Regions from separate parts of the Mus musculus genome. Here region 2 is linked to region 1. Evidence: chromatin loops called from intact Hi-C (ENCODE). Cell type or tissue: heart. All regions are shown on one strand. Each heading gives the region's core, and the rest is flanking DNA. Links, peaks and the distances in the headings are about the cores only.

What was found. A loop is a pair of places that touch in the nucleus more often than their neighbours do. Peaks named below come from ENCODE experiments on the same cell type or tissue, not always from the same donor. Only the 100,000 strongest peaks of a DNase experiment are listed, where the experiment ranks them.
Region 2: a loop joins it to region 1, with 3 times the contacts of the local background. A loop is called at or near these places in 20 of 42 quality-filtered maps.

The regions. Positions count from the first base shown.
Region 1 is chr1:91,091,840-91,107,488 of GRCm38, reverse strand. It overlaps Lrrfip1 (leucine rich repeat (in FLII) interacting protein 1), which reads right to left. Exons shown (of 25, transcript NM_001310732.1): 12 at 13,852-13,929; 13 at 6,877-6,912; 14 at 6,179-6,304; 15 at 4,171-4,242; 16 at 2,192-2,362; 17 at 99-191. Among named protein-coding and RNA genes, the nearest start is that of Rbm44, 45 kb to the left of the region's middle. In heart, for the core only: a CTCF peak has its summit at 8,346 (motif pointing right); DNase peaks (open chromatin) are centred at 8,488 and 10,848; H3K27ac peaks cover 3,257 bases.
Region 2 is chr1:91,033,896-91,049,544 of GRCm38, reverse strand. It overlaps a transcript of Lrrfip1 not described here. Among named protein-coding and RNA genes, the nearest start is that of Lrrfip1, 12 kb to the left of the region's middle. In heart, for the core only: CTCF peaks have their summits at 9,033 (motif pointing right) and 11,325 (motif pointing left); DNase peaks (open chromatin) are centred at 6,015 and 11,374; H3K4me3 peaks cover 195 bases; H3K27ac peaks cover 4,977 bases.

The DNA of each region.
Region 1 (15,649 bases), core at 4,948-12,947:
CATTTGTTGTCAGGGCTACGAGGTCTGCAGTATTTTGTCAAGCAGCCTAGGCTAAAACAGCGAGGGATCCACAGGAAGGGAAGAAGGCAGTGGCTCACCTCGAGCATCTCTTCCCTTTGCCGCAGGGCCTCTTTCACTTCGGCAAACTGGAACTGCAGGATGCTGTGGGCATGCTTCTCCCTCTCGAACTCCTATGGGTGAGAAACGACGCTGAGGGTGCAGCTCGGTGGCATATTTCTGTCTCGGGGCTCATGTTCTCATGAGCCACACTTTGTTCGGGACAAACATGCCTTTTCTATGTCACTGATGTTTCCAAGGCATGCAATAACACAAACTCACACAGAGGACAAACACCTCCACAGAGGACAGCAGGACAGTGTCCTCTAAGATGAATCTGTGAGCGTGCAGGTGATGAATGTTTCCCAGGTCCTCTCTGGCTAAGATACAGCCTTCGGTCTTTTTCTAGGGGTCTGCTGTGATCCTCACGGCTGGGCTGAAGGCTGGGAGTGTGTAAGAGCAAAACCGCTCCTGTCTTGTGAGTCCCAGTGGATCCTGAAGTGCATATAAAGCTGCCCTTTTCTGGGCTTAGAAGGTGTGAGTATCGAAACAGAATAACTAACTACCTTTTCCAAATGAGTAGGAATAACATATGACTTGTCTAAAATCTTCGTTGTTTGTAATTAATACCCTAGGAAGCTGACATAAAATCAAAGGCAGGAAATGGATTTTAGCATGAAATTCTGGAAGCACCTACTTGTGCATTATTTAAGCATGTCTGTTCTTTTAAATACATGTCTTTTCATGGTGGTTTATTTTCATGCAAATAAATAGTGTGCACATTGAAACTATGCATACTGACATTTCAAGAGCACAGATTTCTGAGTTTTATAAGCATATATATGCATATGTATGTATATGTATATATGTGTATATGTGTGTGTATACACACACACACACACACACACACACACATATATATGCGCCTATTTGTGTGTTTGCATATATGTGTCCATACACTATGTGCACAGGTATATGGAAGCCAGAAGTTCACTTTGGATTGGGTATCATTTCTTAGGAGCTATTTATCTAGACTATTTTCCTTTTCAAGGTTTATTTCATTATTGTTTAATTATGTGTACGTGTGTGGATCTGTGCACATGTGTGTGGATGCCTGTGGAGGCCACAGCCATCAGATCTCCAGGAGCTGGGGTTACAGGCACTGGTGATCCATCTGACATGAGTTCTTGGAACCAAACATGGGCCCCTACGTGACAGTATGCATTTGTAAGCCCTGGGCCATCTTTCTAACCTCACCTTGGCCTTTCGAGTCAGGAGCTAGCCGATTAAGCTAACCTGGCTACCTGGTAAAGACCAGAGATCAATCCCCCATCTCTGCCTCCACAGCACCGGGATTACAAGCAGGTGCCTCCAGAGATGCTGATGCCTGAACTCCGCTATGCAGCAAAAATTATCTCCCCCACCTCTGGGGTTGCTTTGTTTTGTTTGATGACAGAGCCTTGTTATGGAGCCCAAGCTACCTCAGCTTCCTACATGCTGGGATCACAGGCATTGCTACCACACGTATGACAAATGCACAGTGTTCTAACTCTCCATCTCTGGGCTTTCCAGACAAGTGGGGAATCACTGCTTTAAAAAAAAAAAAAAAAAAAAACCCATAAACACAGGCTGGAGAGAGATGGCTCGGCTTTTAAGCCCAAATATTGTTCTCATGGTATTTGACCTGAGTTTGGTTTCCAGCACCCATGTCAGGAAGCTCACCACCGCCTGTAACCCAGTGGGTTCTTCACCTTCCTAATGCTGTGAACCTTAGTGCAGTTTCCTCATGTTGTGGTGACCCCCTAATCATAAAATTATTTTTACAGCCACTTTATAACTGTACTTTTGCTACAGTTAGGAATCATAGTGTAAATATCTGATACATAGGACGTGTAATCCGTGACCCCTGTGGAAGGGTCGTGACTCACAGGTTGAGAACCACTTCTCTAACTCCAGCTCCCGGGGATCCAACACCTTCCTCTGGCTTCCACAAGCCAGAGTACTCATGCACATACTACCTCTGCCCCCCCCCCCGCCATAATTAACAAAAATAAAAATCCCTTAAAAATGTAATGCACACAGTATTTATACAGTCCCCCTACATTCATGAGCACAGCAGGCGGGTGATGCTTACCTTGTTCTTCTCCTCGTATTGCCGCTGAGACTCGGCCAGCTGCTCTTCCAGCTCCAGCAGCATGTCCTTCAGTGTGTCCACCTGGTACATGAAGTTGGTCTTCTCATTGTCTAGCTGGGCGTTGGAGACCATAGCTTTCTTGTACTTCTCCTCAACTTCGGCCAGCGAGTCCTGCAGAAACCAGGATGGTGTTTCAAAATTGCCAAAGGAGACCAAGTCTCTTTCCATTGAGAAGACACTGTCCCATCCTTGGGACAAAGACCTTTTAGCTGTTGGGGAAGAACAAGTATAGCCTATGGCTTGCCTGTTGACTATGTTAATTGAGCCTGGAAGACCCACCCTAAATGCAGGCTATCCCTAGGCAGGAATCTTGGCTTGCATAGGAAGGAGAAGGGGAACACCTATACGTCTTGTTCTCTGCTTGCTAACTGCACAGGCACTGTGACCAGGGCATCCCTGCCACGATGGACTGGATCTTTGAACTGTGAGCCCAAACCCCTCCTCCATTAAGTTGCCTTTGTTGGCAATAGGAGTAACTAAGACAACAATGTCTTTTCTTGTTAAGACAAGGAAGCATGTGGGGCACGGGGGTTGCTTGGGAAGGCAGCAGAGCCAGCGACTGATTCAGCAGCCAGAATCTTCCCACCACAGGCCATAGCAGCTCAGTGGGTTTCTGAAGTCATTACTCAATGTGAAGGAGCCAGTTACTGATGGAAATAAAACCCTGCCACAAGCCACTGCTGGGCTGGGTTCAGGCTTGGGAGCCAGGAAAGGAGCTGTGATCCTTTCAGATTTCTGACTCATGGGAAATAAAACAAGGTGCACAGGTCTTACTGGGTAGTTCCTGGAATGACCAAGGTCATTTGTTTGAAAGGACAGCCGTGGGAAAGAGGCTGTAAAGATAATATTGGCAGTGCCCAAACTTGGCTCTCACTCTTGCAGGCTCTAAAATTTAAATGTCAGGAGAGTGAAGCCAGGAGAGCAAGAGGGGGCAGTCACCAGCTTGAACTATGCAGAGTCTAAGAAAGAGATTGCCAACTCAAGGGTCAGAGCTGTGAAGAGGCCCTGTGGACTCCAGCACTGGTCCCACCTATGGGTATACACCATGACAACCCAAAGTGGTATCATTGGCTCCCAGTTGATTTGTGGTTCCATTTTTAGGTGAGTGAAAGGCCAGGGTCTTCATTTTTCTATTATCTAGAAATTATATTAGAAATTAGATTATGAACACGATGAATTAGTATGTGACTTATGCCACCTGTCTGTCTGGTGTATGTTGCCATGGAGTTTGGATGACTTCTTGGGCCCTTTCTGAGAAGACGAGAAAGAAGGAACTGATCTGTATTTACTGCTCGATCCTAGACTTGTCTTGAGCTTCTCCTGGATGTGGCTGCTGTGTGCCTTGGCACCAGCTTCCCTGTGGCACCTGTTCACCTCAGCGTTGTTAAGGAACAGGGACAGGACATTTCCTTTTGGCATGGCGACGTCCTTCACAGTCTGAGAGTAGTGCACACACACGTACACCTTCCGATGCTGTTCCCCTAAGTAAACGTTGGCAGCATGCAGTAACCCGGATGCTTCGGAAGCACGTACGTTAGGGCGGCTCTAGTGAGCTCAGCACAGCAAACTGGGAGGATACTTGTATGTGAGAACCGTGGAGAGCAAAGAGAAGCAAAACTCTCTAGTGTCTGTCTGCTGTGCTTTCAAAGTGAGACATTGGCTTTAAGCCTAGTGGGAGGGTGTTAAGGATCATCCCATATCAGGTGGCTGAGTCTGTCACCTTCTCCACTGGGGACTCACTGTGTCCAGAAACTGCATTTGGAAGACAGGGACAGATGCATGCCATGTTAGAATTCCCATGACCCTACACTTTCCATAGCCGGTGCCCTTCACAGTGAGCATGCTCATGGGACCTCTGTGAGGCTTTTTAAAGTTAAGGTGGGTTAGTGTCATGGGCTCACACTTGCACAAACTGGTACCTTCATCTCTTTCAGTCCCTGCATGTATTTGCCTTCTACATCCTGAATCTGGTCCTTTAACTCATTAAGTTCCTGAAGGAAATGCACAAAAGGCAAACAACATCAAAGGAGAGAACTGGCAGAGCGCACACGCGCACACACACACACACACACACACACACACACACATACACAGCCCTGTAGCTTTCTTATGTCTGGGTTCATCATATTGGCAGTAGGAGGCATGGTTCCTTCTGTATTTTATTAGGTGTTAAAGAAAAGCAAAAATAAGTTTCAGTGTTATACACATTACAATTTATGTAATTCACATGTTTTTACACATTGTTATAAAATTTAGGTGTCTCTTGCACTGTTTATACATTTTTAAAAAATGGGCAAAATGTTGGGGCTGGAGAAATGGCTCATGGGTGAAGAGGGCTTGTTCTTGCAGAGGACCTGGGTTCAATTACCAACATCCACATGGAGACTCAAAATTGTTCGCAAGTGCAGTTCTAGGAGATCTGATACCCTTTTCTGGTCTCTGTGGGAACCTGGTGTGCATGTGGTACACAGGCACACATGAAGGCAAACCCCCATACACATAAAATAAATAAGTCTTAAAAAAAAAAAAAAAAACAGGCAAGTGGGGGCGGAGCTTGGACAGGTGGCTCAGTGCTTCCGAGAGCCTGCTGCTCTTCCTGCTTCCCAACACTCGAGTCAGATGGCTCTGTGACCACCTGTGACTCCAGCTTCAAGGGATCTTTTTACCCTCCTCTGACCTTGGCAGCACACAAGTGGCACAAATACACACACACACACACACACACACACACACACACACACACACACAATTACAATAATAAACCTTAAACATCAACTAACCAAAAGAACTCTGACAGTGAGCTTCTGGGGGCAGAGGCCAGCACATCCCAGTTACAGAGACCTCAATATCCACCCTGCTTCTCTCCATGTGCCTGGTACCCGGGGAGAGTATCTGCCTTGAGCTAATCTCCTGGCAAACACCTGCCAGGCAAATGAACAGTATTCATGCCCAAGAGCAGAGTCTAAATGGGATTGCAACGATTCCCTCCCCTCCCCCCTCCCCCTTCCAGCCCATCGAGAAAACAACAGTGCTGTTAGCTGAGGATGTTCAGGTCTGGTACACGGTATTTTAGGGGAGCAGACAAAACAAAAAATCCATATCCTCCTAAAACACAGGAGCTGCAGTTTAGGTCGAACACCAGCAGCTGCTCCAGGCCCTCTTCTGTCCTCCTGGCAAATGTCACCGCCAGTGGAGCTGGGTCCCTGTGAGCCAGACCTGAGTATGAGGAAGCTCTCCCACAAAATTAGCCAAACAAATCCAGGCCTCTCACACCCTCTGTTTGACTTGACTCTGTTCTCTGAAGGACACAACATTCTGGTCACCTGCCCTCAATCCTTCCCTGTTTGGGACACAGTTGCACAAGTTACCTAACAGTACACGTAGTACTAATAATTAACAAACGGCGCTGGGCTGTGTGTCTTTCCAATATACAGAGGAGCTCGTCAAACACATGGCACCAGTCTCAGTGTCAAAGGTTTAACAGAGAATAATGCCTGCGTTATGCTAAGAGAAAAACCATCATTAAAATCCAGTGATGGAGTCTACCGAAGGCATGCTACAGACAGAGGGGAGGGCATACTCTCCAGGCAAGGGGAAAAGATGCTAGAGGATGGGCAATTTCTGTGGTCCTGGAACAAGGATGTGGGGATAGGGGACCAGAATGCTCCAGTGTCTAATGAAAAGCAAATATCCACATGCTAGCATGGGTTGAAAGATGGCACGGCCTCTGGAGAGCACGGCATGATGGCTGGAGGAGGACTCCCAGGGATGCTGCCTGAGCTCGCTCCAGTGTTAGGAGAACAAACCATGTTTTAGGCAGGCTGAGGAGATGGGACTGATCTTGAACCTCACAAATGAAGTCTCTGTAAATCCAAAACTAATTGTCCAAGGGGTTCTGTCAAGTCACACGTGAGCCCAGTGTTTTACCTTGATTTCCCTGATGGATGCTTCGGTGTCCATGGAGATGGAGGTATCTCCACTCCCTCTCCGGGAGGAAGTCCCACCCAGAGATGCCAGTGTGGCTGCAGACAGGCTAGGCATGTTACGGGAGCCCTGGAATGGGGTGAAGATCAGATGTGATTAGGTAAAACCAAAATTACCAACGGGTTGAACATCTCAGAACCTTTTCTGTCAATGTTAGCTTCCACAGGTGATCATGTTTGTGTATGAGCATGTGTGTGAGGCACGGTGAGCTAGATGGCCAGCTGCAGTATTGGGGCTACAGGTCCGTGTGAACACACCGGCTTTTTACATGTGGGCTGGGGATTTGAACTCAAGCTGTCACTTTTGTGCAGCAATCACTTTATCCACTGAGCCATTTCTCTGGCCCCAGAGCACCCTTTTTTAAACTCAGTTTCTCTACTGGACTTCTGGCTAGTGATAAAGAGGGTTCATTCGGAGCTGTCTCACTGGTGTCTGGTTAGCCATGAGCTCTTCGCTGTCCCTCATATTTCAACTCATGATGGACTCCTTTGGGGATATAACATCATGTTGTGTGGCCCTCTTAGTAGCCTCTGTCATTCGATTACTTTATTAAGCACCAAGTAACTGGGTTCCTGTCAGCCTCACCCAAGACCATCTCGTTTCACAACTAAGCTAAGGCAGAGGCTTACAGAAATCCTTACCTTCTCAGCAAAGTCTTTGTCTGGTCTTTCTTCTACCTGTGGGGGAAATGGACAGCTGTCAAATATTACAAAGCACTGAATTACAACTCCTATGATCATTTCAAAGACCTGTATTGATCTGGAGATTGATGCTAAAAAACAAAAGAAACACAACAACAACAACAACAACAACAACAATAACAACAACAAAAAGTCCAAACCAACTGCACAAATCAAGAAACGCTAGCTTGTGCTATAATTTAAAAAGTAAAAAGAGAAACTCTTATTAAACTCTGGCTCTCCCCATCTTTCCTGCCTCTCTGGGGCCCTTCCTTCCCTCAGATAGAAGCCTCAGTGGGACTTGGAGCAGTCTAGGAGGCTGAGAGCAGTGTGCATTGGTGCTGGGTCCCAAGGGATGTACACACCTGGGGTAGAGGGTGTCTTGGGGACAGAGGCTGAGTCTGACTTAAGGACTATCCCTTCCTTTGCTCAACATCTACTATGAGACCAAGTTCCATTCCTGGGCCTCTGGGAAGTCAGTCACGCAGGCACCATGCTGAAACACCATCAGAACCTGCTGCCCTCTTAATGCCAAGTTCAGAAGTTCTTAGCTTTGACCCCAAGAGTTTTCACCAAAAGAGGAGTGACACTGCATCTCAGACTCACAGATATGAGTGGCCTGGGACTCTGTGGATACCTGTGCAGGTTTACAATGGTAACCACCATGCTCTGAGGTTACAGAGCACAGACAACATGAATAGCAAGTGAAAATGGTCACCAAACACAAGACCAGTGGGCACCTCCGATGCCCGTTTCTTTTCTAGGTGTGTCCCAAGTCTAACTAGCACATGGCAAGGACTCAGGGGCCCTGCTGCACAGACCAGTGGAGTCACAGCTAGCCACTGCTCATGTGTGGGGTTATTAGCAGGTGTGAAGTTCACACTGGCCTAACTGTACAATCTGGGGATGCTAAGGCAGGCCCCGATTGAGACAGTCATATCTCACTGTCTGCAGAGTTAAAGAGCCCTGCTCCATTTTCCTTGGGGGTGTGCACATGTATGAATGTTCACAACTGTGAACATGTGTATGCATTTACAGAATGGAAGAGCCCTGCTCCCCTCTCCTTGGGTATGTATTCGTGTATGCATGTTCATGTTTGGGAGCACGTGTGTGCATGTGGAGGCCTCAAAAAAAGCCAATAGAGAGAAAAATATAGTTTGTATGTCCCATAGTTTTTTTTTTTTTTAAAGTCTTTGCTCTAACATAGATAGTTAATGCAGAATACGAAAACTTGGGGTGGGGATATAGAGACCATGTGGAGAAAAATCTAAAACTGTGTTCCTGCTCTCAACACAGATACATGAAATGTACCCTTCAGCATATAGTGCATCTAGTTTTGTCTTCAAATTGACAAAGTGCATCTATTTGTCAGCCTTTTTGAAACAGCCAGGGGCCCCAAAGGGCCCCAACAGGTCTGCTATTCCCGCTGGCTCCACTAGATGGCGGTCTAGCCTGGTCTGTCTATGGTTAGGTTGGCCTCAGGTCAGGCCCAGAAAGCAGACAGCTGTACCCTTTTCAGAAAGCCCCAGACACAAAGGGACAGATAAGTAACCCAGACGGAATGCTTCACTCTGAGCATGTCACTGCCCCTCTGAAAATAACAGACAGCACACATTCACGGCTGTTCCGTGACCGGTGTGAAGGCTGCCATGGAGACAAGGCCACCAAAGGTGGCCACAGAAGGGTGGAGCTCAAGGGCTGCTGTTGGCCACAGCAGGCACAAGGGACAAGCAAGTCATAGGACTCTTGTGACCCACTGAGTTGTTCTATCACCATTCCCCAGTTCTCCGCAGTTGAGAGTAATGCCCCACTAACAGGATTCCAGATGGCACAGTCTTTTATCATTGCCACTAAGTGTATTCAAAGACATCTAAAATTTACCAGGCATGGTGGCACATGCCTGTAATTCTAACATGTGAGAGGTTGGGGAAGAAAGGTTTGACTCTGAGGCCATGCTTGGCCCCAGAGCAAGAACTAGTCTCAATTTTCTTCCTCTAAATTTTTTTTTCCTCCTAAAAACAAGTCCCTTCTAAGAAACTTCAATGGGAGCAAAGACTCCTTCCCTTCTAAAACCAAGTCCTCTACAGGAAGACGGTAGCACAGTGAGTCCAGTCCGCACCATCTCAGTGGGTTTCTGATGAGAATCACATGATGACATTTTAAACATCAGCTTGCATGTCACCATTAGAAGGTAGAGAGACCCAAGAAAGAGCTGGGTATGAGAGAACCTAGCCTCATGGTCCCAGCTCCCAGGTGGGCCACAGCAAGACCCTGGAAAGCAAACAGGCTCCCATTGCAACGACCCTCTCAAAACAAGGGACACAGCAAACCCTGCTCAGGGAGCACCGGTTTTAAGGACCAATTCCCTTCGAATGCAGGTAACAGTGGGGCTTACTGTTGGAGTGGGGATTTTTGGTTTTATTGTGTATTATTTATTTGGGGTATGTGTGCATGACATGACACATGTTGGGGAGGGGTCAGAGGGCAACTAGTGGGGCTTGGTCTCCCCTTCTATGTGAGACTTTGGGTTCAGACTCATCAGGCGTGACAGTAAGTACCTTTACCCACTAAGCCATCACACTGGCCCTAATTCTATTTTTAAGACAGAGTTTACGGGATTGAGAGTAGCCTGAGATTCACTGCGTTGCCCAAGGTAGCCTTGAAATCAGGCTTCACCTTTCTCAGCCTCTCTAGTATTGGGATTACCATTATGAGCCACCATACTTGGTGGACCATAGGTTTTAGATCCAATCTCGTACCCATAGGTGCAAGCTTGCTCTCCACCTGGACCCTGCCTTGCCTCTTTAGACAACATGAATCACGGGGGCGGGGGTGGGGGGTGGGGGGGTGGGGGTGTCTTTGTTTTCAAATTCGAATGGGCAGACAGCTAGCTCAGCACTTTTCTATGAGTACACAAGACAGCAAGTCCTGGCTCCACCCGAGACATTCCTGAAGGATGCTTCAGATCTGTGGAAGCTCTCTTGGATTCCAGTGGGCTGTAGGGCTTAGATGAGGAGGATGCCCTAGGTGTCACCTGGCTCTGCTTGGCTGTGGTTCAAGCCTAGATCCTCTAACCCCAGCTTCTGCCTCTCTCCACGCACCTGCCCTCATGGCTCGTGCAGGTGCAACTGATGTTTATGTTATTTATTTGATGAACATCTTCTAGCCCAGTCTGTGTATCCCATGAAGGGCGAGGGCAGGTTTGCATTGCCTAACACTGTTGACTCATGACCAGACTATTCTAGGTGCTCAATTAACATGAGAAAAATATGGGGGGGGGGTGCGCGCGCATGTGTGCACTTCCTACATTTCTTTCTGTGGCTTTCCAACCAAAAGCAACTTGGGAAGGAAAAGCTTTATCTGGCTTGCACCCCCCAGGACACAGTCTGCCATAGAGGGGGCACCAGGGCAGGAACTTGGAGGTAGGAACCATGGCTAGCTTTTTTATAAAACCCAGGACTGTCTAGGGATGGTATCGCCTACAGTAGGCAGCACCCCCTACAGCAATTAAAATCATCTTTTACAGACCAACATGGTAAAGACAATTACTCCATTGAGACTCTGGTTTCAGGTGATTCTAGGCTGTGCTGACAGTTAACACTAATTAGGATGGAAAGGCTAAGTGGAGGTGGGGACGGAGTTACAGAAGAATGGGAGTGGAGTGGGGAGTGGTGCTGGAATGAGGTGGAACTCCGTCCCCTGCCACTTACATTCGGGCTGATGCATCTTGGCTCTCCTAAGAATTGTATCATTGGGAGCCCCAAACCTTTAGTCTTAGCCCTTGCAGTAGCCTATGGACACAGAGGTATATTCACGTTTTTAAAGGGGAATGAACCATCACTTCCTTTGTTTGGTGACTTTTACTCTTCGGTTGCACCACCCTGCCCCCAGTGTGTAGCACTGCCTCACTTCCTGTCTGACAGATGCAAGATGCAAAGCCTTGAGGGCTGCAGCTGACTTTTGCATTTTCTTCTGTCTTTGGCTCCTGGTAATTACTCCTGGTGAAATACTAAGCCGGGGGTATTTTCCAAGAACCAATATGGACACCAAAAACTATGTCCTATTATGGCTGGGGCAGCTCAAACCAAGCAAAAACATATGCCTTTCAGGGGGCTACTTCATCTGAAGGAGTTTATTTCTGCCTACTTGCCCCAAGTCAGGAGCAGGAGCTGTGACGTGGTGTTAACTCCATCTTTTAACCCCTGCCTTGCTGCACATCCTACTGCATGGGTCTCCCACAGAGGCCAGGATGGAGAGGTCACTGTATCCTTGTTTGTTCCAAGGACAGAGGGTGACAAACCCAGCATCTTGGTGCCTAAAAAAGCATAAAGAAAGAATAGAATCAGCCCTGTTGTTTCTAAGATTCAGGTCCAGCATTAACATAATGCTTTTCTGTGTCCCAGGGCTATGTATGCACTGGGAAGGTGGGTGTGCAATTTGGATCGGCTTTTAACAAAGTGTCAATGAAGCATGTCCAGCTTTGCTGGTGGGAAGAAACCCAGAAGCTCCTGTTCAGACTTGTGGGTCTTCCTGCCTGAGAGGGAGGAGTAGTCAGGAGCAGGCCTGGGAGAGGGACCTGGCAAAGGCTAGTGACCCTCCCACTGACTGAAGAATTTCCTGGAGGCTGCCCTGCATTTGCAGAGGGGTCACTGCACCTGAGAACCATACCCAGGAGGCTCCCCAGTTAGTGTGGAGGTACCTGGCTGTTGTGAGGTGCCAGGTTGAGTTGGGAGGCCAGCCAGTTTTCCACACATCTTTGCGCTGACCTTTGCTCACTAAATGACAACAGAAATAATGATCGAAAGATCTTTAGGGCAACAAATAAACAAACAGGTGACTGGAGAAGGGGAGGGGGGACATCTACTGATTATCTCTGCAACAGACTTAGCAGCCTTCACCGGAGGGAATACAGAGCTCTGCTGGATTGATGCATTTCTCACAGTAGCACAGAAGGGAAAGTATGACCACACCTCCAGTTCCCCACATCACAGAGATCACTTCTCTTGCCTCACAGGCTGCAGAGACCAAGACATACAATGCATGCCTCTGTGAGGAAATAACAGCCAAACTTGTTTCATGTGTGTAAATTTTCCACAGATCTGGAAAGTGCACACACAACAAAAGGATCCGAATCTGACTTCAGTCTTTCCAGTCACAGAAACCATGAACATTCCCACATCATGACCTCATCTTGATACTTAAATAAATCCAAGGGCCACGCCTAGTGATGACAAATCAGCCACCCCAGACAGTCATTGCTGGGGCAGCGGGGTGGGGTGGGGTGGGGTGGGGTGGGGTGGAGGAGGTGTTGTTAAGAATCTTTGAAAGTAAAGCTACAAACTTCTTTTGATTGCAAACACTCCACTTATTCCTCAAGTGTACAGTTGACTATTACGCACAAGAAAGAGGATTCTACACTAAAACAAATCCAATGAGCTCATCTATGCAAGTGCTGTATCTTGGGTCTGCTGCATTCTGGGATGCAGGAACCAATCCTGGGCAGTATAGTGTTCAGGAACTGAGTTCTAAACTATGTATTTATGTCTGAGCCCAGCAAAAGAGATTGGCCTGGACTGTCTGCACTTTCCACTCATGGCTTTCAAAATGTGGGCCTCCCTCCACCCACACTGATGCTATAGCCTGGGTGTGTCTCCCTACCACAGCCAAAACTGTCTGGTCAGGTGTGGTGCATATGATACACCTGTAGCCTCAGCACTTGGGATGTGGAAGCAGTCGGGATAGGAATTCAAAGATATCTTCAACTATATAGTGAATTCAAGGCCATTTGGGGATAGAAGAAAAAAACCAAGGGGCTGGGGAGGTGGCTCAGTTGGTAAAGTATTTGCTATGAGGCATGATGAGGACCTGAGTTTAATCTCTAGCAACACATTTTAAAAAGAAGAAGAGGGACGAGGAGAAGGAAGAAGAAGAGGAGGAAGAAGAGAAGAAAGAGGAAGAGGAGAGAGAGGAGGAAGAGGGAAGAAGAGGAGGAAGAAGAGGAAGAGGAGGAGGAGCAGGAGGAGGAGGAAGAGGAGGAGGGTGGGGGAAGAAGAGTAGGAGGAGGAAGCGGCAGCAGTAGAGGCAGCAGCTGGCTTTGTGGTATACAGCTGTAATTCCAGCATCCATGTAGGAGTATTCCGGGTACTTGCTGACTAGCCAGAAAATCAGCAAGAACCAGGCCTGGTGAGAAGCTCTGTCCCAAAATATTTATGTTAACAGCAATAGAGCAAGATAGCAGATATCTCCCCACACATCCCACAACCATACACAAAATAATTCCTTGGTTAGATAATGTTAAAGTAGCCTCAAAGGAAGCCACCGATCGGGTGACGAACTGTGTTCTTTGGCCTTGGTTCCTTCTGCCATGTCTGGCATGTGGTGAGCCACAGATAGGAGAGAAGGGTCCCAGTGACACTTTCTAAGCAGTTTTCGAGCAAATGTGACACCAGGTAACCTAAGCAGTAATGAGAACAGCAAGACACTTCCAGGCTTGTACTTTAAAACTTGTCAGGGTCTGATCTGATAACCTCATTACTTTAAAGGCCATGCTAAATTCCGGAGTTAAGCCTCCAAAATTTTAAATTGTAAAAAATAGTACATGTACACCTGTAGCCACAGTCTATGTATGCTACAGCCCAGCATGGACTCTCCCTCTCAAGCCTCATTTCTGAGCATCACGAATAACTTCCCTTCTGTTATAGTCCTTGAGACTATACCCTTACCCCCAAGAGCATCTTCTAAACTCAAAACCATTTCCCAATCCCAGACCTGAAATAAAACGAGAGGCTTCTAGCTTTATCTTTTGCTGGTTTTCAAAGACAGTGGTCATTTCTAAGGCACAGAAGGATAAGGGGTAGGGGCAAGAGGAAAAGAACAGGGAAGTGGAGGGGAAGAAGGAAGGAAGTGGAAGGGCAGCAGGGCAGGAAGCATACTTACCACAGGACTGGCCCTTGCAGAGCTGGCCCTAGAAGAGGCCCGGGAGCTGGAGTTGAGGTGGCTGCCATATTCTGAGGGCTGTCACCGAGCCACCACAGGATGCACAGATAGAAACAAAGGAACAGGGTCAGCAAAGAGGCAAAAAGATCAAAAGCCACCAAGATCACACTTCAGTCAGTGTGGGGGTTAGCCACACACATAGCAGAAAGGAAAAAGAGGTTAGGGTTAGAGGACAAACCAGGCTTGGAAAAGAAGCCCATGTCTGCCACATGCTCAGGTAAACATCTATCAAAGATAAGAAACAATTGCACAGGGTAGAGATGCAGGAAAACACCAAGCATCATCCTACTTGGGTAGGTACCACATCTTATGTGTTCACCAAACTGCCTGCTGGATATGTAGTGGCAGTTTTTGAGATCCCGAGCTGCCTGCATCCCAGCTCAGAAATGAGTAAGGATGGAAGCTGGCAGGGAAGGTCTTGCTTCTTTGTCACCTTTCCAGGGAGGACCTGTTTTCTGGATGTGGACCTGTCTTCCTGGCCATTCAGTCTTTCTAGCTTCTGATTAAGGAAGATGACAGCCACCAGGCTGTAGCCTCTAACAGTTCGTATTCAGCCACGCGCCCTGGGACAGATGCTGGACTGACCTCTGGGCTGAGAGGCCAGCAAGCATCATCTTCATTGGAACCAATGACTCTGGATCGTCAAAGGTGCTTCTGATCCTATTTCAAGTACAAGCTCTCAGTCTGTCTGTGTCTGTCTGTCTTCCCACCAGAGAGCCAGCCCCAGTGAGCAGGGCACGCATCTAGTCAGTTTCCAGTGACTCTCCACTGAGCAGATGAAGCCCAGTGCACTCTAGACAGGCTTGCTGAGTGAATGGACAAATGACTGGCCGTTCACTAGCCACGGTAGTGACAGACTATGCCTCCTGCTGCTTCCTGTCAGCCCAGGACTCCTGGGTGAGGACCCTTCTCAGACTAGCTGACCTCATTTGACCTTCCTGAAAGTTAGCAGCTAGACCATGATTGCAGATTCCTCACGTCATCTTCATGCCCAGCAGTCACTGAGGGTTAAAAAAATGCACCGGGTGTTTTAAAGGCTGTGGCCAGCGTGGTCAGGCCTGCAGAGGCATCCTAACCAATCACAGTTCTTCACCTGAGAAAGACAAGTTTGCCCACAGGTGTGGGACATACAGAGACACAGGGACTATGGCATGTTGTTCCTCCCACTTAAGGATCCTTAGAACAGCTCTCTGACTAGCTGGCCTGACATGACCCCTTGGAAGAGACGCACTCATGTTGCCTGGCATCCTGTGTCACCTATGCCTAGGAGTCAGGGTGGCCAATGGGGAGCTAATGTGAACCAGAAGGCTCTGAGTTTGAATCCCACCCCCACCTCACTGACCAGTGAAGACTGTTAGGACAGGCCCACACAGGGGTGCCGCCATGAAGAAGAGAACATGCATGGCAGGGCTCGTCTCTACTTCCTGTTAGAAACAATCCTCCTAGATTTGGACTAAGATGGCTGGAAACTCCTCCCAGAGCGTCAAGATGAGGTTACTACACACGCAACTACCAGCTGTCTCAAGGGTGTGCAGGGACAGTGGTAAGTCCTGCAAAGTGGGATCAGCACTGTCACAGCAACCCTGAGGGTCTGTCTAGTCCCCCCCAACCCAGTTTCCTTTTCTCAGGTCCAGAAATTCACTACTCACTATGTTACTCGGGTGTCTCGGGGATTGAAGCAGACAATGCCCAGCTAAGGCCAGTCTCCCCCTGACCTTAGAACAAACCAACGAGTCAG
Region 2 (15,649 bases), core at 4,048-12,047, 57 kb after region 1:
TCAGCCACAGAGTGAGCCAGACTGGGGCTCCACCCAAGCCCCGTTTACTCTGTCTCCCTGGCATCTGTTGCTAGGCTCCCTAGCTTTGTCTTCCTCTGTGGTTTGGGCTGCAGGGTGACCACAGAAAGAGGCAAAGGCAAGGCACGGTGGCTCTCCGCTCCCATTAATCAGGTAACCAACTTAAAATAATTTCTCACCATCACAACCCTGGTGTTTCTTTTTCACAGACATGAATCACCAGCCCCATCGACAATGGGCAATAGAACAAACACCTCCAATGGCTTGCACACACAATGGGTCTACATATATGTTCTTGCTTTGTTTGGATCCTTAGACAATTCCCTAGAAGCCATAGCTGGGACTATATACTATGATAACTGGGGTTTAGGCCATCACCCAGGCTTGGTGTGACGCCTTCCGTTCGCAAAACACTGAGGTTTACTGAAGTGCTGCAGGATATCTAATCACACCGGGAACCCCAAGACTGTTTTACTTACTGAAAATACCTGTTTCTAGTTATGGTGTGGCTCAGCCTTTAGCACACACCTTTAATCCCTCTGGCTAGAATACAGACATGTCCTTAGCATTCACCTTTAACAATGAAGGTAAAGTTGGTTTGGAGAGGTAAGCACCATGTTTGAAAGTGATATCTAAATTGTGTGACAGAGTGACAAATCAGAGAACAATAGGACATGCCCAACTCCAGTGCAGAGAGAGGGAAGGAGGCAGTTTTACTGGGAGAGTTTTACAGAGACAGGGTGCAGAGAGAACAAGCTAGACACAGGTGAAGATAGAACGAGCCAGAGGATGAGAGGGAGCCAGAAGATTAAAACAGATTGCTAGAGTTAGTCTGAGGCAAGCAGAGCTAAAAGAGAAGCCAGATTGAGTCAGTCAGTTTGGAGACGGGTTTGAGCCAGAACAGCTGAGTTAAGCCAGCTAGTCCAAGTTCAGAAACAACAAGAAAGAGTGAGTTTATTCAGCAGTAAAATCCCAGAGGTAGAAAACATTCTAGGCCTAGATTAGATTATACGGAGACTAGAAGCTTCCAGGACTAGGCCTAGGTTACCAGAATGAGGCAGTAAGCCTTGGAGATGACAATAAATACAGAAGAATAAAAGTTACTATTATATACAAGGGGTTTGACTGGTCCACAGACATGGGGAGCCAGGTTTCAAATCCAGATCCTGCTGTAAGTCCTGAATATCTTATCATGGCACAAGCCCAACATGCTGTATGGCACAGAGGTGCCCCCAACACAGAGGTAACTCATGCCAGACACCCAAAGGACCTCACTTGGGAGCAGTCATTCATCAGACTCAGTGAGCCCTTGACTATCTCCCTGAACTTAACTTGAACCAGTAAACCTGTAGAAAGCACAGCTTAGAAAAGGCACTGGAGAACCCAGGACTGTCAATCACGCGGGCCTATATTCTTCATCGGAAGGAAATGAATGACGCCTAGTCACCTGGGAAAGTGGTCCATCAACTTGGTGACTCTCAGCCTCTGCCTGAATCCCCCCAACTTCCTGAGCATCACTAGGACCGGATCCTACAGTCAATAGGAATCCATCCCTATGAAAGACACCCCATATACTTTGCATCCTTCGCCAATAAATCTATCCCTAAGCTTGTCACAGATCCGTCCTCTAGGCTCCAGGCTTGAGTTCTGTCTATCAGCCAATAGAATTCATTCTTATCATAAAGGTCACAGGTCACAAGTCCTTAAATGTATAAGAAATGTAAACCTTCAGTGTCTGGAAGGCTATGTATCACCCAGCACCTGCAAAGATGGTACTGGGCTGAGTTTCATTCTTCACCTCTTACAGATTGTCACCCCACCAGACATAGGGTCCCCAACATAACCCACTACCCATCTAAAGCTGTTGGCATGGCAGTGAACATACTATGGTAAGAGTGGAAGCTAAATCTCCCATGAATACTAGGGACATTGCTAGTAGTACCATTGAATGGGAGAATGGGCTCCTTCCACGTGCTGTCTGAAATGAGTAGTACCCCAAGCCAGCACCCCACAGACTAAAGTACACTTAGCCTACGACCCATGCTCCTGGCATCTCCAGTGGACAGATGATTCTAGAACTGAAGAGCTAGAGAACCACAGCAAGCTGGCTGCTAGCGTGCCAACCAGCTCCTGGGCTGGGCTTCATGCAAGCTCAGGCTGCCCTGTGCCTCAGTGTTAATTTAGCCCCTCCCCCAACCAGGCTGCCGTGGGTTCCTCGGTTAACGGCTTCATCTTTTCATTGTTTGGAACATGTTAGGTCTCAAACCTAGGATAAATGGCTAAGATGCCTATTTCACATATCAAAGTGGACCAGGCTGCCAGGATCTCCCAGCATCCCTCAGTCCCTATGTGTTACAGGGTGTAGCTGGCATACCCTGCCCCTTACTCTAAACTTCCCCAGCCCAGGGACTGGGCTGCCCTCCTAGAGCTGCCCTTTGCTAGATGATCCAGCCATGTTGGTTACCTAGCCCTTTTTGTCTGCTGTTTACCTTCCCAGGCTCCAGCTTCTCCCTTCCCTTCTCCCCTCTCTCTCACATGGTCAGCCTCAGGGTCCTGCTCACTCCGGACTCTCCCAGGTGTCTCTGCCTCTGGCCATGCTCTCCCTTGTATCTATAACATAAATCTTCCCTGGACCTTGGGAGTAGTCACGGCCTCCTCCCTTTCATCCCTTCTTTCATGCATCTGATGCAGAAACCTGAGTTTGAGACCCTACAGAACATCAAGTCACTTCATAGTTGATATGTAGGTGGACAGAAGGACAGATGGACAAATGGATGTTTTCCTAATAAAAGGGAGGTTTTTCATAGGTTATTGTGAACTCTTAGGTTCTTTTTTCCCTTTTTCTTCAGACATGGTATCACTCTGTAGCCTAGGGGACTGGCCTGCAACTACCTGGCTTATGCTGGCTTTGAACTTGTGGAAATCATTCTGCCTTAGGCACCGCAGAGCTGGGATTACAGATGTGAGTCACCATGTCCATCCAGTTCCTTGATCTTTAAATATTTTGTTCTGTTGTTCTCTCTCTCTCTCTCTCTCTCTCTCTCTCTCTCTCTCTCTCTCAGGAAGAGGGAACAGAAACTTTTATACGTTAGCACAAAGCACCAGCCAGTCAAAGGTGACGACAGTGACTGGCCAGTGATGAAATGAGAACGAGTAATTTGGAACTCCCACATTTAATGGCTAAGGAACAAGCCAAGGCAGAGAAGGGGTAGTTAAACCGAAAACAGAGGTGTCTCCTGGAAGCAGAGAGAACAAAGTTGAGAAAGCCTTTAATCTGCAAATAGAAAAACAATGATTACCACGGTCTGCTGTTAGAGCCTAGGACTGAAGCCTGGGAGAGAGGCAGGGCTAGAGGGAGGGTTTTCTAAAATGTATTTTATGTAGGTATATTGGCTATGTGGATGGCTATGGACTACATGTGTCCCTGTCGCTTGCAGAAGCCAGAAGAGGGTGTCATATATCCTGACACTGGAATTATGGATGGCTGTGAGCCACCATATAGGTGCTGGGGATCAAACCCATGTCTTCTGCAAGAGCAGCCAGTGCTCTTAACTGCGGAGCCGTTTCCCCAGTCCCCGGTTCCGTAGTTTCTTAAGGATGAAAGAGACTTGAGTCTGTTTGAAAGCTGAGAGTAAGAAAAGACAGAGCTGGGATTGTAGGGAAGATTGACAGAGAGCGCGAGCCCACAGAGGAAAGCCACAGACACAGGAGCTACCAGGTCTGAGAAAGGCTCTACTTGAATGGGGTTGGGGCAGGGAGAGGGGCAGAAGGTCAGAAATGGAAGAGTTGTCAGGGATCTGAACTGGCCAGCGGGTCACTGCATTGCCAGTACTGGGAAGGAGAATCCTTTCTGGGGAGCACTATCAAGTCCATCAAGTTGCATGGGATGACGGAGGAGCCACTGGATATAATTTCTAAACCATTTCACTCCAAGTTCACCACCCCCCAAAGTGTGTGGGAAGCGAAGTGTGCTCTTCCAAGCCATCCTTCAGGACTGGTGGCCCCTGAAGCCAGGCCAGCGCTATCACAGAAATACGTCCCTTTCACTGTAAGACCCAAACATCTAATAAACACCTCCAGGGAAAGCCAGTTCTGCTTTTCATGGACACAATGTACTGCAAATACCAACCAATGCTTTTCTCAAAGTATTGAAAAAAAGCCTTACTAAACTCTCCTATGTATTCCTCTGCCATATAGACACGGGCTCTAAAATAAAGCCCATTAGGTCAACTTGATGGCAGAGGAAAAAGCAGCTATCTCTGCTCAAAGAATAGTCCACTCAAGGTATTTCAGCCCCAGCGAACGGTGGCATGGGAAGACAAGCTTTTCTGCCCAGGGTTGTGTTCATCAGATAATAGACTACCCAAGGACAAGAAGTAAATTAAAAACTTGTAGCTGGAATAAAAAACAACTATCTCAAAACAGAAAGGAAAAAAAAAAAGAAGAAGTAATACGTGTTTGTCCAAGTCCTATTTAGTTTGCCTGCCTAGGAGCTTAACAATCTAGAAAATATGTAGACTCTCCTTAAAAATCCAGGTCACAGAGGAAATCTTTCCTACCCGAGCTATGTAGAAGTCAACCAGGCTACACATGAGATTGGTAAGTGCCCTTCTCAGAGAGGAAGCACGGGAGATGGAGGAGCTCATTTATAATCTGACTTTACAGGGTATCCATAGCAACCAAGGAGCTTCAAGGGTCCTGAAGATGGAGTCAAGGGTTTACAGAAAAGTAAGATATGTGTGTAGCCTTCAGCTGAAGGTTCTCACACCTAAAATAGCATCCCTAAAATCTACCCCCAAAGGAAAACAGACTGAGCCCACTTCAGCAGATTCCTATGAGCGCAGGCCCACAGTCAACTCCATAAGGATTCCTCTTGCACTCTGGCCCTGAAATTATAGTTCAGGCGAGTCAAAACCACCAGACTACAGAAAACTCATTAACTTGTACCTTTCCGGCTCCTGTGAACTGGATGTCTGTGGAGGAGACTTGGCGCAGAGGGGAATCACTTCACCATTGGAAGATGACGGCTCTAGGTGAGCCTCCTGAGCTCTTGGACAGGGAACCGCATCTGGAGAGGCATGCTTGGCACGGGAGTGGAAATTCTGGAAAAACTGGAGATCAAATAGCTACTCCTGACCACGTCACCTTTATGCCTGCCCGGCTCACTGGGGCAGCTGCCTTTGCATAATGGAAGGGCGTGGCCCCGAGCCCACAGGAGGGTTTCCAAATGGAGGATCTCCTCTGACCATCTTGTCTAACTGCAGCTATTTAGAGTCTGAGGCACCCCTCCCAGGCGTCCTGCTCCAGGAGCACAGCCATGTTGTATGGGTGTTGAACTCTGGGGAGGTCAGCATAAGGGGAGACCTGGCTTTCCCAAGGTCAACCTTACTGACATTTGATGGTCAAAAGACTTGTTGTTGTTGTTAGCAGCTCCATCCATCTCAGTACAGCAACCCAGACTGTCTCTAGATATGGCTTCAGTTGAGAACCCCTGATATAGAGGAGAGCCACATTTACTTCCAAATACCCACAGTGTGGGAGGACATTGACTCCCTAGTCTCTACAGAGGTGCCAGGGTCCTGCACAGCCATGGCTAGACATAACTATATTGGAGAGGGTGGAGAGGCAAAAGACCTCATTTACATCTGCTGTTCTACCCTACGTGGAGTATGAACTCCAAAGCAAAGCTGTTGTCAGGAAGAGACAGAAAGCCAGCAACTCGCTGAGAACCCAGCAAGGGGTGGCTTAGGGTAGAGAGCTGAGAACTGAGATTTCCCAAGCCTTCCGCAAGGCCGTGGAAGTTAAGGATGTGATTTCACGGAGCAGGCTGATAGAGGATTGGAGTGAGGAGTCGGACATTTTGGCTTAGCTTCCTGGCACCTCAGGCAAGGCCTGACTGGAGAACAGCGGCTGAGCATTCAGTCCAGCACCCTAACAGAGACTCCGGGGTGCCCTCAAACTTCCTCATAGAGTTTGGCAGTCAGGCTTGGGAGTCCTGTTCTGCGGTTACTTTCTGAGTTAATGCTAACTAACAGCATGGGACAGCTGGGAGGGCCAGACAGAGTAGGGACCTGATAACACTCAGGTGAGAGAGTGGGGGAGGGGTGGCGAGGTGGTGGTGGTGGTGAGGTCTGTCAACAAATCCAATGTCACATGATCAGTTTGGATGTGAGCTTCTGTAGGCCTTGGGGGCTCTTGGGGGAGCTCTGGCACCTTTTCAGGCAGCTGCCATTGTTCAAGCCCAGAAGGCTGCCGTTGCCCTGGGCTACTTCCAGAGCCTGGTGTCTCAGTTTCTGAACAAGTTATGACTGACAATGTCTGCATACAGCGGCCAAAAGGAAATGTGGGATAAATAGCAGGCTGCCCTAGGTACATGCAGAGATGTAAGCATTTGGCTGCTTCTGTGACTCCCTTAGATACTGTTAGGCGGCTCTTTTTACAGATCCTCATGCCCAGGAGCTCGAACTTCATCCCAGAAGCCGCAAAGGGCCCACCAAAAATATCTGAATAAAGGCAGGAGAGACTGAGCAGAGCCTAGCAGCTACAATACAATTGAAAATCATCCTCCCTGTTCTTCTGCAGACATGTCTTGGCTGCATTCTTCTTCTAGATTGAGTTGAGACTCTGTTAAGCTTTAACCAACCCTCCCTCTAAGCTGAGATTTTTATTTGCAGTTCATCATATTTATAAATTATTTATATTCATAGATAAACATATAAATTATTCAGGGATGGATTAATAGTTTTATCATAGTGTTTGTTACTGAGGAAGAAGATTCGGAACTCTGGTGCCACAGTTTTAAAGCTGCTAAGAGTCCCAACCTCTTTTCTTTAAGTAGAAACTCTTCAATTTATGAACAAGAAGGACACAGTGGCCTTGAGAGCTAGAATAGGCACTGTAACAAGGCAGGACAAGACTTTGGAGCTGTCAGAATTAAACTGCATCTAAAATCGGTGACCTGGCAGATAGAGTCATGTACTCAGGCTCCCGAAAGAAAACAAATTACATGTCTCTCAACAAGACACTCTTGCTGAAAGGTGAAGATCTAATTTTGAATAGTAAAAGAGAAACACTTGAAGCAACTTGGAAAGGAAGCCACCCTTGAGTCGACGAGTCACTGGACAGTTGAAGTTAGGCTGCCTCTGTGCTCCGCAGAGGGGCACTGCGGTCCGAAAGAAAGTGCATAGATCCTAGGGCCACCAGCACTTGCTGGAAATTTCTAGCTCTGGGCAGGTTATGTGACCTCTCTGTATGCCTCAGTTCCCTTGTCTGTAAAATGGGAACAACAATGGTACCTAGTTCACAGGGTTTACAAGGACCAGACAAGCTGTTGTTATAAATATAACAAGGCATAAGTACACATGAGGCCAGTTGGTCTGTGTTATTCCAGCACAAAGCAGCTGAAGGAAAATTCAATCTGCGTCCATTATGCCAGACACAACTTACAAAGGATGTGGTAGTAACCTGTGTCCCAGACAAATCTGCACCGTATTCCCCCCACACCCAGTGAGGCTCCTGTCTGGCCCTCAGCTCAGATCCCCAAACTGGGGGAGCCCCGATTCCAGCAGTGCTGTGAGCTGGTGAAACACACACAGACCTTCAGCATGAGCTGCAGTCAAGGCTCCAGGCTCCAGTGGACTAACCACACTGCTTTTCTTGAGTAAGAGGCCTGAACTTTGTGCTGGTTTCTTTTGGTAAGGCACCTCACTTCCTTGTGGCGATGCAATCTCAAAGGCCACTCTTGGACATCGGCAGCCAGATAAGGAGTTATGACTGTGTTTCTAAAGAATGGGGTTGGGTAACAGGAGCTCAGGAGCTCATAACTTCCCCCTTCGGGTGAAGAGACACCCCCACAGCCCAGATGGCTGTGTACGACATTTGCATGTATGTGTGTATGTCAGTGCATGTGTGTATCAGTGCATGTGTGTATCAGTGCATGTGTGTAGGTGGAGTGCCAAGGCTCACATCCAATGTCTTCCTCCATTACTGTCTTTCTCAGTTACAGAGTGAAGCAGGGTCTCTCAACATACCTAGAGCTGGAAGGCTCACCCAGTCTAGCTGGTCAGCCTTCCCTGGGGAGCTCCTCTTTCCACCTGCAGAGCTCTGGAACCGGATCCTCCACACCCACATGGCTTTACAGGGGCACTGGGGATCTATACGCTGATCTTCACGCTTGTTGGGCAAGTATTTTATCCACAGAATCATTTCCCCAGCCTGGCAGAGGTTTTCAAAGGGGGTGGTGGGGTGGAGGTTACATAGAGACATAATCATTTCAGACTGGAAAAAAAATGAAAACACTTGAATTTTTAATTCTAATGGTCTGTGATTATTAAAACACACAGCACACTCACACCCACAGAAACTACACACACACACACACACACACACATCACATCACATCACGTATGCATAGACAGATGCTCTTGCCACACCATGCATGTCTATGGAGGTTAGGGGACAACCTCCATAGGTAGAGGAGGTTCCTGCCTTTCACTGTGGGTCTGGGGAACTGAACTCAGATCACCAGGTTTGCAAGGCCAGAACTTTGTCACAATGCCCAACTCTTTAATATCTTGTTCTTGTTCTTGTTAATTTCTAATTTTAGCATATTCAACTCCAGGAGATTCAATAAGGCATGCACAGAGATAAAACAGAAATAAGGGAGGGGGCTTAATAATATCAGGTTCTATAATGGCAAGAAACCCACATTAAAATGTCAAAGAGGTCACATTAAATGCAAAAGCTGTAGATGGGTGTGATCCACAGATAGATGAAGAACAGATGGTCCATAGACCGGGATGCTGTTAGCCTTAGAAAGGAACCTGGAGGTCAAAGTTGTACACACTACGAGGACCTTAAGGTCTGTCTGTAAAGTATCGCATGGCTGCAGTTACATGTGGTTCTAAGAAGTTTTTAATTTTGGTTTGGGGTTGTTGGGAATCAAGCCCAGGGTCCCTCTTCTGCTCAGCACAAAATGCTATGTCACACCCTAGCCAGGGTCCCATTGGTGGTCAGAGTCTCAGGGACAGAAGGTGGCACTGTTGGGGCAGAGGCTGGGTGAGGAGAAAATAGGAAGCCGATGTTTTTTAAGTTGTGCAAGAAGACAATGGATGCGGGAAAGATGGTGGAATTTTGTTGTGCTTATTTCGTCACAATTTAAGGAATACTATTTTTAAAAAGCAAGTGCACACTCTTGTTTATTTAACATTACAAAGAGAGGAAGAGGCAAGCCAGGCAAGGTTTCCCCTAGAAAATAGGGGGAGGATGGTGGAATCCCAACTGATTCCAGATGAAATCAGCCACCGAAAAAACTAGGAAATCTTGTGGGGGAGAAGTGCTCAGAGAGTGCAGGGAGCCAACCTCTTGGCTCTGGACAGCTGATCCCCAAAAGCAGAATCTCACTGACAACTCCATGTGCATATTCAGGCTACCACCACCAGGGAAATAACAGCCAACTGGGCGTGGCCAGCTGGTGTGGCACATTGGCAACTGCCAATTTAACTTGAAGACGAGGACTAAGGATGGAAGACCCCCATCCCTTACCTAGTTTGTGAAAAATGCTGAGCTATATCCCCAGCCAGGGGAAGAGATTATCAACATTGTCTTCTTTCATTAAGCAATGATGGGGTGTGGAGAAGGCTCTGTGGGCAGAAGTGCTCGGTACACAGGCATGAGGACTCAAGTTCAAGTCCCATAATCTATATAAAAGGCAAGGCTATAGGGTGCCTGTCACCCCACACTAATGGACATGGAGACTGGAGGAATGCTGGCCCTTTCTAGTCACCAGCCTAGCTCCAGATTCAGTGAGAAACCCAGTCTCAAAGGCATATGCCATAGATGATAGAGCAACACACACACACAGAGCAATGGCATTTATGATAAGACTGTGATAGGATGCAACCTCCTCATCCATCCAGCTTCATGCCTTCTTTCTCTCTTCAGAAAATAAACAAGCAAAACCAAAACAGACGAGAGAGAGAGAGAGAGAGAGAGAGAGAGAGAGAGAGAGAGAACAGGAAACATTCTGAGTTGGCCATCTACTGCTGGGCACTGGGCCTCCCCGTAACTGTCATTTGTATATCTGGTGAGACTCCTTTGCAAGCATGCATCAATTGGAGCCAGCTTCTTGGTTAAGATGAGTGCCCTTCAGCGCTGGGACCCTGTCTGGCTTGACTTAGGCAGGTCCACATGCTGCCACAGTCTCTGTGAGTTCACATGCTTATCAGTCCTGTTTGCGTCTGGAAGACTTAGGAGTCCTCCATCTGCCTCTGGGTCTTTCTTCTTCCCTGAGTCCCGAGGGGAGGGAGGGCTTTGATGAATGGTAGGATTCATTCACTGCCTTTTCTCTCGAATATTTTCTATGAGCTTGAGGATGGTTTTTTTTATTTTAAAAGAGGGATGTAATACAAGGCTCATTTGCCTCCGTCCTGTTCTTTGAAAAAGAAGAAATAAAAATTGGAAGGAAAAACCTTTCCTGTGTGTTTCCAGAGACTTCCAAACCTTCTCTGAGAAAGAGGAAAAAAAAGAAAAAGAAAAACAAACCAACCACAGGAAACTGCAATTAATTAATTAGGCTGCAGCTGTTTTTAGTACTTGCCTGTTTCCGCCTGTGTTAGGATGCTTCTGGCTCCTTAGGGAGGCAAGGGGCCCTTTCCGAATAATGTTCTAATTTACAAAACAAAACGGCGTTACACCCAATCCTTTTGCAAACTTTTGGCAAACGTACTTGTGAAGTGTGAGACTTACTAAGTGTATCTTTTCAATCCTGACACAGTGTAACAACCACTGTCTAGTCAGCACAAGAAAGCCCTGGAGCTATTTTTAAAGAGGTGAGTGAGCAGGTGCAGGCAGCTTGGTTGCCCAAGGCAAAAGGCTCCAGGAAAGCAGAGGCAGTGTTTTGGAAACAGCTAAGGCTAGAGACAAGCCTTGAGTAACTGGACCCCAGGAGCATGGAGTGGACCAGGCTCTGAGAACAAACTCCAAGTCTTGGTCGGCCATCACTGCAAAGAGAGCCCATTGGACTTGCAAACTTTATATGCCCCAGTACAGGGGAACGCCAGGGCCAAAAAGGGGGAGTGGGTGGGTAGGGGATTGGGGGGGTGGGTATGGGGGACCTTTGGGATAGCATTGAAAATGTAAACGAGGAAAATACCTAATAAAAAAAAATATATATATATTAAAAAAAAAAGTTATTGGAAGGATGTGAAACACTAGAGAGGTAACCGACCGAGCTCCCCATTGCTAGAGCAACGCTGCGAGAAGCAGGAAGCATGAAGCTGTGCTGGGCAATTCTCTTCTGCCCTCTAGTGTCAGGTTAGAAGAGCCCTCTGGGGGAGGCTGGACTGCAGGGAGGCTGCCCAGAGCTGGAGTTGGGGGAGGAGGAAGGGTTTGGAGCAGAAGTGCTTAGTAACTAAGTGCTTAGTAGGTTTGACTGACTCTAGCAACCTCGGAGGAGGTAGGGGGATTGTAATGTAACAAGTCCATGGCCAATCAGGACCACCCAGCACATTCCATGCTAGCTGGGACAGAGTGTGAGATCTAGTCTCAGGAACACATTACAAGAAAAATTATGAGTAATTGTTGCAAAATCGTGCCTTCCTGCTAATCACTATAATCACTCCTGCACGCGGCTTGGAATAGCCTTCCTGTATTTTTTGCAGCATGCCTGTTTTTGAACTTGACAAAGAAAGACAGCACAGGGGTAGGCGCCTTTGCATCCCAGGCCCACTCGGAGCGCTTCAGAGTCTTCGGGCTCTGCGGAGTAGATTCCTATATTGCTCTTGTCCCCTGGGCTCTCACGGCCCTGCTTTGAACATGGCCTAGATGACACTGCATGCAGATCTTCTTTCCTAATTCTAAATTCTAGGAGCTTCAGCAGCCGCCAGCCAGGTACCTCAGCCTGGCCCAGAAGTCCCAAAGGTATCTCAAAGGCCACAAAAGTCCAAAGCAAGCTCCCATCCCTCCACTCCCAGGGTCTTCTTCCTACACACCTTTCTTGGAGCACAGAGGGTGCTACTATCCAGTACCAACTCAGAAGGCTGTGTGTAGCTACTCTATTCTTCCCCTCACCAGGAGGAAGAGGCTGTGTAGAGACAACTGCAGAGGCTTGGCTGATCACAGGAAAGCGGAGGTGATACTTGTGGCTGGTACCACTCAGAGCCCACACAAACGGCTGTGGCCACATGCAGCAGATATGAAGACTACTCTCAGTCTGTCCCCTACATCCTCTCCCTCTCCGCTCATCCCCAGAGTAGCTTCTCCATTCATACCACGCCACTGCACCCCACAGCCAGTGTCTTTCCTCAGGTCTTAGTGCATCTGCTCAGAATGACTAAAGCGCTCCCTTATGCAGCCGACCTGGTCAATTATTCAATAGACAAATACGGACATTATTACCACAAATACTGTCACACATCACACTGAATGTTAATGACGGATATAGGAATGACACTGAGAGCCAGTAGGTAAGAAATTAGATGAGAGGAAACCAAGTAAAGATGCTGAAAGTCTGGTATTTATGTCTTCTGGTTAGGTAGGAAGTCAGATGTGAGGGAGCCAAGGAAATTGTATCTTCCTGTCAGTCAGGATGCCCCCTATGGTTAACCATCCTTGAAATTACAGTTAGGCTATTCCTTCTCTATCAGAAACACAGTCAACAGATGCTTCCCATTCGCCAGGGACCTCAAAAGTTGGATAATATGATTTGCTTTGTGGTTTTGAGACTTTTCAAGAGAATTATGGGAAGAAGTACCTTAAATGGAAGATCTAGTCTACCATGGTTTGGGAGGAGATAGGATTATCTTACCCTGTGAATATGCCACCTGACTTATAAATAGTCATGGAACTTCTTTTGGGGCCAGAGAAGTAGCTCAGCCCATAAAGGTGCCTGCTACCAAGCCTGATGACTTGAGTTTGATCCCGAGGAAGGTAGGACAGAGAAAGAGAAGTGACTCTGGAAGGGTCATGTGTGCATGTGTGCGTTGCACATAAAATAATGTAACACAAGTAAATAAGTAAAGGACTTCTTGTAAACCAGGTGTGGTGGCGCACGTCTTTAATCCCAGCACTCGGGAGGCAGAGGCAGGCCGGATTTCTGAGTTCGAGGCCAGCCTGGTCTACAAAGTGAGTTCCAGGACAGCCAGGGCTATACAGAGAAACCCTGTCTCAAAAAACAAAACAAAACCAAAAAACAAAAACAAACAAACAAAAAAGAACTTCTTGTAAATACACAACACACAAGCTTGCTCCCCAGGGTTAGGGTCTGACTGCTCTAATCTCTCTAAAGTGGACTATCACTTTGCTCTGCTAAACAGTCTTGTGCTTCATATCTGTGTCTCTAACTCAAATTCCTCCCTTTGAGAAGCCAAGAACTAAGGAAAAACCATTACTGGGTAACTGATAGCCAAGGTATACACCATGACCAGAGACAAGTATTCCCCTTCCTGGTGGGGTCTAAGCAGTGTTGGGAGTGGGAGCTGGAGAAGGCTCTATCTGGAGCCTTTGAAGGGTGTGACCTAGAGAACTGGGTTCAGTCTAGCTCCCCCTGTGTCACTGAAGAGTTTGCCTTGCTATGCTGAGCTCTGCCAGGACTGCCCATCATTGTCCTGGGGACTCTCAGAGCTTGGCAGAAAGGTCTACAATGACTGCTAGTAGATAATTTCATGGAGAGTGAGTCTGGAGGTTTCCCTTTCCCATAGTAATGTATAACAATTCAATCATATTTGTATGACAGAAGACCTACTCACAGCTGGGTAACTTGGTGACAGATCAACAGATTCATGTCAGAGCCATTGACGGCAGGGATGTGATCCCACCCTCACTGTGTCATGGAGAGTAACTCAGTGTGTCAATCAGGCTGCCTCTCATCCAAGAGTTTGAACATGTCCCCCTTTCCCTTTTTATTGAAAATAGATTTTTTTTTCCACATACCATATCCTGATTATGGTGTCCCTTCCCTCTATTCCTTCTCCCAGCTCCTCCCACGACTCCTCCCAGCTCCTCCTCCTCCTTCTAGCTCCTCCCTCTACTCCTCCCAGCTCCTCCCACTACTCCTCCCAGCTCCTCCTCCTCCTTCTAACTTCTCCCTCTACTCCTCCCACTACTCCTCCCAGCTTCTCCTTAGCTCCTCTCCCATCTGGATCTACCTCCTTTCTGTCTCTCATTAGAAAACAAACAGGTTTCTGTGAGATAATAATAAAATTAATATAATACAATCAGATAAAAACAAAAACTAAGCCACGGGAATCAGGCAAAACAAAGAGAAGGAAAAGAGCCCAAGATAAGGCACAAGAAGCAGAGCCCCATTCATTTACACAACACACTCAGGAATCCCATAAAAAAACATTAAACTGGAAGCTATAATTTATATGCAAAGGACCTATAAGGTAAGAAGAGAGAAGAGAGATATATATTAAACAAAAAAAAATTTTAAAATAGGATAATTAAAAGAGGAATAGCCCTGACATGAATTTTGAGACAAGGGGCTTGCAGAGCTGACCCTGAGTTCCTTCTCTGTGGGCATCTCCTGCTGGGCATGTAGCCTGCCATGCTGGGCTTGTAGCCTGCCATGCTGGACTTGTAGCCTGCCATGCTGGGCATGTAGCCTGCCATGAACAGTGGTTCATTCCCCCCAGAGGCTCCCCTGGAGAAAACTAAGTCTTCATTTGCAAGTGATTATCAATTGGAGATTGCATCAGGTTAGGACTGGGGACGCCTGTCTACTTCTCCTTTTAGCTTTAGGACCCCCCCCCCGCCCCCCATGTTCAGCCCTGTGCTGGTTCAGTCCTGTGCTGTCCAGGCTGTCATAGTCTCTGGAGCACTTCCCTTTTATTATGGGAGAATTTCATCATGTTTTAGGGGGAACTGAAAAACTGAAGCTTTTTATTAAAGACACCGAGCCTTAAAATTTCCATGGCAAAACTTAAAGCACAAAAGTGGATGTCTGAGAGATTATGATTAGACTCTAATCTAAAGGGATATTTAAAAACAGGTGACCTCCACTTTTAGGCCTCTGTAGGATCTATTTCAATATACAGTAAAGTGTTTACCTTCTCACCCTCATCAGAAGGAAACCAAGTTTAAAATACTACTTGAAGGCTGGCCATGGTAATACGTACCTCCAATCTCGGCACTCAGGAAGCACAAGCAGGGGAATTACTATGAGTGTGAGGCAAGTCAGGGCTACGTACTGAGACCTTGTCTCAAAAACAACAGGGGCTGGAAGGATTGCCCAGTGGTTAAGACCACATGTTGCTCTTGCAAAGGACCTACATTCGGTTCCCAGCAGCCACATCAGGGAAGTTACAAGCCTATAATGTCTGTTCCAAAGAATCTGATGTCTTCTTCTGGACTGGGCAGGTACTTGCACTTGGTTGGACATACCCTGCCAGCCCCCCCCCCATATACATAATTAGATATAAAGTAAATCTTTAAAAAAAAAAACAAAAACATACCATATGTGGTGGTTTGAATGAAAATGGCCCCTGTGGGCTTATAGGGAGTAGCACTATTAGGAGATGTGGGCTTGTTGGAGTAGGTGTGGCCTTGTTGGAGGAAGTGTGTCACTAGGGTTGGGCTTTGGGGTTTCAAGTACTCAAGCCAGGCCCAGTGTCACCCTCTCTTCCCGCTGCCT